2 separate regions of the Homo sapiens genome follow, and region 2 is linked to region 1. Evidence: chromatin loops called from intact Hi-C (ENCODE). Cell type or tissue: OCI-LY7. All regions are shown on one strand. Links, peaks and the distances in the headings refer to the core of each region. The heading gives the core; the rest is flanking DNA.

Region 1 (4,393 bases), core at 237-4,236:
CAAACATCACAGACTAGATGGCTTCAAGAACATTTACCTCTCCTAGTTCTGGAGGCTAGAAGTCTGGAGTCAGGGTGCCAGCCTTGTTGGGTTCTGGTGAGGCTTCATCTGGTTTATAGAAGGCCACCTTCTTGCTGTGTCCTCACTTGGCAGAGAGCTCATCTCTTTTGTGTTTCTTTTTGAGGGCACTAATCTCATTCATGAGGACTGCAACCTCAGGGTCTGATCACCACTCTCAGGCCCCACCTCCTAAGACCATCACGTTAGGGATTAAGGCTTCAACCTATGAATTTTGAGGGGATACTGACTTTCAGTCGGTAGCATGTCTCTTTTGCAGAACATCCAAAGATTATTGATTATACGGGATCATACCTGGAAGGCAACATGCTGAACATAAACTCAGTAATTTACTAATGTAATCTGTATCTCTGCCCATGTCTGCTCTTTATTAATTTTCAGTGACTCAGCTGTGTGTATTTGATGTCTTAGCTCGTGTCAAAGAACGATGTATTTCAAAAGTCTTTCTCTTAAAAATGATTTGTTAAAAAGGAGAAATATTTCTGATGTTGAGCCTTTTCTTCACTTCTGGCTTCAGAGCAGTGAGATGTCCTCTTTTGGTGGCTCTATTAACAATTAACCTTCACATAAATGGCAGCCAACCTTCCCTTTGACACTGTAATTGTTCCATAATTCTGGCTTGAAAAAGACTATTTCATGATCGGCAGCAAACATTTGTTAAACCTCCATTAAGCACCAGGTTGAGAAACAATAAAAATGTACAATTCAGAGCCTACTCTGGGGAAGAACATGCTGGAGCCTTGGAGGCAGAGCAGCCTGGGTGCCAAAGGGAGAAGTCAGGTGAGGCCTCAGGGCCAGGAGAAATTTCACCCCTTTCAAAAATAGGCTCCAGAAGGGCTTCCTGGAAAGCACAGAGGGAAGAAACAGCACCAAGAATGGTGGATGGAGGAGACAGGACTGGAACGTGACGGGAAGGTAAAAAGAAAGTGGGAAAAGAGAAGAAAAAGGACACTTTTCGAGCATCTGCTACATGATGTTAGGATTTACATTTTTTTCCTAATGCAATCTTTAAAGCAAGTCTTATGAAGTGGGCATCATCATGCCCATTCTAAAGACAGAGACATTGAGGCTGATCACTTACTCAATGCCTCACGGCTAGTAAGTGTCCAAGCTATGAGTTCCTGTTCTCTTTGCCTTTCAAGCCGTGGCTTTTGCAATGTGTAATTTTTCTGATCTTTGACCTCTTAAACCACATTACCTACATATCCCTTACAACCTCCCTTGACTGTTGTAAGCCTAAAATGAGAAGTGAGTGTGTGTAACCTCTCAGCTGCAGAGTCTCCACACTGGGCACTCCTTTCTGCCCTTGCACATGCTCTTCCCTCTGCGTGAAAATGGCCACACTGCCCAAGGTAATTTATAGATTCAATGCCATCCCCATCAAGCTACCAATTGGAAAAAACTACTTTAAAGTTCATATGGAACCAAAAAAGAGCCCACATTGCCAAGTCAATCCTAAGCCGAAAGAACAAAGCTGGAGGCATCACGCTACCTGACTTCAAACTATACTACAAGGCTACAGTAACCAAAACAGCACGGTACTGGTACCAAAACAGAGATATAGACCAATGGAACAGGACAGAGCCCTCAGAAATAACACCACACATCTACAACCATCTGATCTTTGACAAACCTGACAAAAACAAGAAATGGGGAAAGGATTCCCTATTTAATAAATGGTGCTGGGAAAACTGGCTAGCCATATGTAGAAAGCTGAAACTGGATCCCTTCCTTGCACCTTATACAAAAATTAATCCAAGATGGACTAAAGACTTAAATCTTCCCTCTGCTTAGAATGCTCCTGTACCTGTTGGCAGTACATGCCAGTTCATGCAGGCTGCAGACACTCTCAGCAACAACATTTGCACGGAAGGGAAAGGACTCTTTGAAAGTTATATGCCATCTTAGATACATTCCTGGCTGTTATCATAGAACGAGTTAAAGCATATCAGTATTTGTAACTCAGCAATACATGCTTTTGTATACTTTGAATGAGAATTTACCATATCTTTTTAAAAGAATCCAATATACATTCTGATTTATCATCTGCCATTGCCCGTTTGTCTTATCTCCCTTTCTGAAATATCCTTTCAAGATGGAAAGTACAGCTGATTACAGAAGGTGTGTTTATAACTTGGTGACAGAGAAAGGAAAGTCAGGCGAGCACTATTGAATCAGATAGTTGGGGGTTTTATTGTGTTCTCTGAGCTACTTTTAATAAACTTTCTTGATACTCAGTAAAAGGATGTGGTCTCCATCAAAAGCTCTTTTCGGTAACCAAATCAACAAGAGGAGAAAAACACACCTACACAGTCCCAGGTGCAGCTGAACTGTGGAGAACTTTGTGAGGGTGCAGGGTGCCTCTGCTCCCACCAGCTCTGAGGGGCTCCCTGGGACCGGCAGCTCACATCTCACACAAAGTCACAGGTGTGTGGCAGCAGCGAGCTTCTTTCAGCTACAAGTTCAGAGGAAAGAGAGTGCACTGCCCTGTGCTCTCCCAACTTAGAATTGCAGCTGTCTTCCAGCTAACACTTTTCTATGCCCACCTCAATCTCAAAGCACTGGCCAAAGTCCAAGTATACTGAGCAGCCCCGAATTCATCTGCCAAATGCCCATCCATCCTCTTAGCCAGTCAAGCATTTGTAGGGACAGGGGTGTAGAGAGGAGGCTGGTTTGGAAAATGAGGCATCGGCTTGGGGTGATGGAGGAGAAGCACATATGACTCTTGCCCAAGGATGGGCAGGACCTCCTTTGCTTGGGGCCATTCCCCGCATTCTCTCATTGAGGTTAAAGAGAAGACACATGTCCTCCTGCCAGAGTCCCATGTTCAATAAATAAAACATGGCTGAGAGACAGGGTGTGGCTCCTGGGAGACTGCTGCTCATTTCTCTTTAGAAAACCCCCCACTGCCGACAACTTTTCTTTCTGTCTCGGAATTCTTCATGCATGTTTTGATGCATCTTTAATTCTATACATGTTATAGTCAAGGTACTTTGGTAGACCCCATGACATGTCAAAATATTGTTTGTCTTTGTCTTAAAGTTGTTATACCTCAGTTTCTTTACCATATAAGAGTGAGCATTTATCTTTATTTATTTTAAGGAGTTATTCAAAGTTATTACATAGATGAAAAGTCAGACAAGCAGGGAGCATGTCTGTTTGGTTGGCCTCTGCTTCATCAGTTCCTAGCTCAGTGCTATGCAAGAAAATACACAACTAATAGATAACTATTCTCTGGTCTGTAGTAGCAGTGATTTAAAAAACAACAGAAAAAGGCTACTCTAGTGTGAAGTGTCAACTCTAATACATTCATTGGCACACTCTGGGTGCTTTCACATATATGACTTCCTTTAGGCTTCATGGTCACTCTGAGAAGTAGGTCTTATGATAGTCGTTTGACAGAGAAATGGGGACTAAGAGAGTTTAAGTGACTCCACAAAAGGCTCAACATTTGTGTTGCAGCCAGAGTTTCAACCCAGACCCTTAAATCTAAGCCCGATGCTGTTCCACCAAGCCATCGTTCTCTTCCAATAGTGAGAAATATACTCTAGCCGGCAGGGTGCGGTGGCTCACGCCTGTAATCCCAGCACTTTGGGAGGTCGAAGCGGGGGGATCATCTGAGGTCGGGAGTTTGAGAACAGCCTGACCAACGTGGAGAAACCCCATGCCTACTGAAAATACAAAATTAGCCAGGCGTGGTGGCACGTGCCTGTAATCTCAGCTACTTGGGAGGCTGAGGCAGGAGAATTGTTTGAACCTGGGAGGCAGAAGTCATGGTGAGCCGAGATTGCACCATTGCACTCCAGCCTGGGCAACAAGAGCAAAACTCCATCTCAAAAAAAGAAAAAAAAAAAAAGAAATATACACTAGTCCACAGGAGGTAAGCACTGCTGGGCTATTCTCTTCACTCTCAGCCAACATGCCTAGTGGAATTCCACTGAGCTGGGGCCTGGCCAATTTGTCCCACACGTATGAGTGATGTTGCCATGCTGGGGGCTATACCTACATTGTTTCATTCTTCTTCAGAATAACTCTTCAAGGTGCCATCACAGCTGGGGCCATCAAAGCTGAACTGCAGGGAAGATCGGCCATGTCCCAGCATCACCCAGCTTTGCCTCCAAAGCTGCTCTCTGAATCACTGTGCTCCCCACACAGCCGCTAACATGTCAGTTGATTTTCAGGCATTGTACCAAAGAGCAGGGGCTTCTCAAGCTTTCCAAGGCCCTGGGGAGGCACTCCCAAACCAGATTTATGCATATAACAATGTAGTGCTCATGGGCCAATAATACCATCACTTCTACAGCACTCATTACAT
Region 2 (4,393 bases), core at 182-4,181, 100 kb after region 1:
TGTTTTTTAATTTGGTCTTCAAAGGAGGGAGAAGAAGGACACATGTAATTAAAGGTCAAAATGATAATAACTTGGCTAGAATTCATTTTCATTTGCAGACTGGCACTTGTAGGAATTCCCTATTAGCCCAAAGACTAGCCTGAAGTTAGTTAGGCATTATTTCCCAAAGTAAGAAAAGTTAGCTTTCATTTCTAAAGCCAGGAAGAAAGAATTATAGATCTGTATAAAACAAACATGGATGTGTTTGCCATAAAATGAGAAAAGAGATCTGTAATTCTGAATAAAGAAATATCTAACCTCTAATAGGGAAAATTTAAAAAATTTACTTTTTATTGAAAAGTAAATATGGAAATAAATACGAAAAATAACCAAATTGAAAATTGTTCAATCTGGTTAGTAATGTAATTAAAGGAATAAGATGTCAATTTCTCTTAGAAGGGAAACCAAAGCCATAGAAGTTACTACATTATTGCCTCTTCTGATATGAGATAGATATACTCATATACTGCTATGAATTGCTGCTCATTTATTTTTAGAAGTCAGTTTGACATATGTAACTAGAACCACAATAGAGAAATGGTTAAAGATACTATGGGCCATCTGTCTGTCTGTCTGTCTCATCTGTCTAATTAGTTATCTAGAAAAACCAGTACGGAAAGAAAAAAATAACAAAATGTTAATGAATTAAAAGTGATTTGAGGTCTCTGTTTACATTTTTATGTATTTTTCCATTTTTTTTTTTACATTAGCAACTTTTGCTTTTATAATCAGAAAAAAGAAATCAAAGTTAATTTAGAAAGGAATTGTACTGCTTTTGAGGAGCACAAGCTTTGGATACAGAAAGACCTTGAATTATAGCCTGCTTTGAACCTCTACGATCTGTGCAGCATTGGCTAAACATTTCTTAGACTCAGATCTTCAGTTTCACATCTTTTAAAAGGCATAATAACAGAATGCTTACAGGTTTACCTTGAAAATAGCTGAGCCTACCTTACGGAGTGCTGGACGTGTGGTATGTGTTTAGTGCAGGCCAGCTCCCCTCCCCAGTTCAACACATCCTGAGTGGTATCCACTGACATTGAAAGACCAAAATCAGATCTTTTTGAGTCTCATCAATTCTATCAAAAAAACCCTCCCCCTTGTGCTCTCAACCTAGGAGGGTCAAGCCAGTGGAATGGTAATCATCTTGTGTGAGTTGTCAGTGCTCTCCTAAGCATCTGTTACGCAGGATCACGCTCTTAAGTTTGCCAAAAATTACCTCATTGATAATGTCTGCTGGAGATGCTTAGGCAAAACTTGAAATAGAAAGATAGTCTTTTGGAAGACAATTCCCCACAAGTGTAACCCCAAAGAATGTTGGTTTGGTGACATGGAACAGCTGGAAAAGTAAGACCACATCGTTCAAAAGCATGACAGTACCTCTGCAAATGAGACGAGAGCTAAATATGTGTCTCAGAGATAGGAAGCTAAATCAGAACGCAGCAAGAAGACAGCACACATTCGAGAGAGGAAAAAATGTGAAATCTGCTTCTGGCCATCAGAGGAGCTGATGCAATCCCGGCTGACTCGGGGGACAGCCACGGTGCCAGCTACAGAGGCCACATGGCTTCTAATGAGGCCAGGCCCAGTTGTAGCTCCGAAGAGTGGGTGAGCCAGCCAAATTTCACCCAAGGACAGAAGCAGCCTTAACAGCTGGTGAGTGAATTAACTTCAGGCAAACCGGTTGGACCCAGGTGGAGGGACATTTTGAATCATTCCCTTATGGGTAGAAAAAGAACAAAACATCTTAGGAAACAGAGCTACCATGGCCTCTTTATTTCAGTTTAGTTTCTCCTGTCAGCCTTCTTTGGGGGCCAGGGAAGGAGCTAGGCAGGAGGGAGAAGCTTGGGGGCTTGAGGGACTGTGGAGCGATGACACATCAGTTTGAGACTGCATAAAAGGAGGATGGGGAAGTCAGGGTCCAGGGTGCGCTTGCATTGCAGAGCTGGGAAGGAGACTGCACTTGATCAAGGCAGCATTCCACCTGAGTTAAAGGAAAACATTTTAGGTGATGTGAGCTCTTAAAATGAGATTTCCTCTTAAGAGAACCTCTTCAGCATCTTTTTTATCTGCAGCTCTTATCAAATGCTGGGTCCCTGGCATTTGCACAGTAAATATTGTTGACCTGCTCCAGAGTATCTCTACTCCCAAGATTTACCTGTTTATGGAGTGGGCTGTCCTCATGAGGCCTTGTCCCTGGAAGCGCCCTGCAGAGAGCAGGCTGATCCTGAAGGGACGGAAGAAGGGCTTCTTGCATTGACTGGAAACCTGAATCCTGAGGAATTCAGGGAAAGCCTGCATCCTGCAGTTTGAGCACCATCCTGCCACCTGGTGGCTGCATCCCTAAATTGCAAGGGCAGGTCTGTTTTAACAAGCCTCTAAATAAGTGAATTTGCAAAATAAAGTCATGAGGTGAAGCCATTTTGACAAATGTTAAAGAGAGATGCGAACATCTTAGAAGGATGGGTAGAATTAAAAAAAAAAACATATGTTGTGAGAGAATATAGCTTTTCTGGTGAGAAAGAGGTCAAATCAAATGTGAGTGGGCAGACAGGAAACAGGAGGCTAACGCAGCACCCAGGCGTGGGTAGGATACCGCATACCGCCCTGACATGCAGGTTATTCCAGGAAGATGTCTCTCTCTGTGAAGGCTGAGGTTACCACTGTTCCTACGCAGCCCAGGGAGGAAAGGGGTCTGGTAACATTGTGTGCCTCTCCTTTTTTGACATGCTAATATTTGACCCATATTTAAGTGTGCAAAAACCTTCTCAAGGCAGCACAACATCTTTTGATTTTTTAACATCAGCACTGAGTTTACCTGTTTTTTTTCTTTGGTCACTTTTGTCTTCTTCCTTTCCCATTCTCTTCTTTAGTTGACAAGCACTGGCTACCATCTATGTGTCAACAATTGTGTCATGAGTTTGAGATGGGCCGACAGCACGTGGAACTCAAAGGTGACTAAGGGAGAAAGGAAAGTAAATCAATGATCAGAGTCCAGAGAGCTACATGCAGTGCAACCCATGGTTTTATGGGAGAACCGACAGGGGCACCTCACTCTGGAAGGAACAACGCCAGGAGAGGCTTTGAGGTGCCGATAATGTCCAGGTGATGTGCAAATGTGTAGGAGCTAGCAAGACAGAAAAGCAGCTATTAATGGGGAAGTGGTGTGGGTGACATTTCAAATAGAGGGAATAGGAGGCAAAAGAAGATTAAAAATATATGCTTAAGGAAATGCTGGAACGACTATTTCACATGGCCATGGTGCCAGAGATAAGTTTAGAAGACATGCACAGGATCAGACCAGGGAGGGTGAGCCAGTGGCTCTGCATTTCACCCTGGCAACTCTGAAGTCCTGCTGGAGAATTTTAAGCAGGGGCGGAACAGCCACCTGACAGATACAGATAAACATCCTGGAAAGATCACTCCTGCTGCAGAGAGAAAGGAGCAATGCTGGAGGCTGCGGCTGCCCAGGCCAAGGAGGCCTTCTGAAAAAGTCCATCTGGATGAAGGCGAATTCAAGAGCAGCTTAGCTGGCAGAACTGAAGGACCGTGGTGCTCCTACAGATCATGTGGATGATGGGAAGGGTCTCCAGGAAATGCACAGAGGGTGTGAAAAGTTCCAGGTTGAAATCCTAGGTGCAGGGTAGGCAATGGCCATTTTAGCATTTATGAATGGAAAATCCAGGGTGCACAATGCTTTGAGGAGAGAGTCACTTTGGATTTGCCTCCGGAGTCTACAGGTGCGGTGTCCTTGGGCGCCCAGCCATGCAAGTCTGGGGTCTGGGCTGGTAGCCGGATCTCAGCCTCTTTCACCTCCCTTTTTCCTCTTTTTATTTATTTATTTTTCATTCTTTCCCCTCTCCACATCTCAGTTCTAACCTCTTTGCCTCAATATGCTCTTTCTTGTCTGTTCTTTAAACAGGAACTTGTTTGGAATTGAGCCTTGATTCTGAAAAGAAAGTATCAGAGGGCAGCATTTGAACTGGCATTTAAGGTGTCAACCAGGGGGAATTTGGTGCCGACCAGTAAAAGGGGAGAATCAAAAACAGAAGCTCCATCACCAGGGACAGGGCCAGACTCCTGACTAGAAACTCAGTGGATGTGCTGAATCATTCGGATACTTTCCAGAAAATTATTTTACCTACTCAGAAGGCTGGGCATCAGCCAAAACTGTCTGGAAAACCACAAGGAAAGACATTTCCATGAAGTAACTAGAGTTTTGGGCTTCTACTCTAGAGGAATATAAGAGGAACTTTCTTTAAAGAGTATGCAGGTGGTTCCTTTTAAGCTCACCTGTCTGGTTTTTCAAACAGATCAAGGGGTGATGGCAGGGAAACGTCTCCCCTGGAAATCT

What was found. Hi-C counts contacts between places; a loop is a spot of excess contacts. Peaks named below come from ENCODE experiments on the same cell type or tissue, not always from the same donor. Only the 100,000 strongest peaks of a DNase experiment are listed, where the experiment ranks them.
Region 2: a loop joins it to region 1, with 8 times the contacts of the local background. A loop is called at or near these places in 7 of 110 quality-filtered maps.

Annotation. Positions count from the first base shown.
Region 1 is chr2:7,565,420-7,569,812 of GRCh38, forward strand. No RefSeq gene overlaps it. Among named protein-coding and RNA genes, the nearest start is that of LINC01871, 160 kb to the right of the region's middle. In OCI-LY7, for the core only: CTCF peaks have their summits at 2,504 and 2,706; a DNase peak (open chromatin) is centred at 2,432; H3K4me3 peaks cover 1,153 bases; H3K27ac peaks cover 1,870 bases.
Region 2 is chr2:7,669,885-7,674,277 of GRCh38, forward strand. LOC101929510 (a long non-coding RNA gene) reads left to right here. Exons shown (of 5, transcript XR_007088657.1): 5 at 3,962-4,393. It overlaps LOC107985848 (a long non-coding RNA gene), which reads right to left and starts at 2,401. Exons shown (of 2, transcript XR_001739272.2): 1 at 2,198-2,401; 2 at 1,787-2,023. RefSeq lists a silencer at 2,194-2,488. In OCI-LY7, for the core only: CTCF peaks have their summits at 2,377 (motif pointing left) and 2,598; a DNase peak (open chromatin) is centred at 2,377.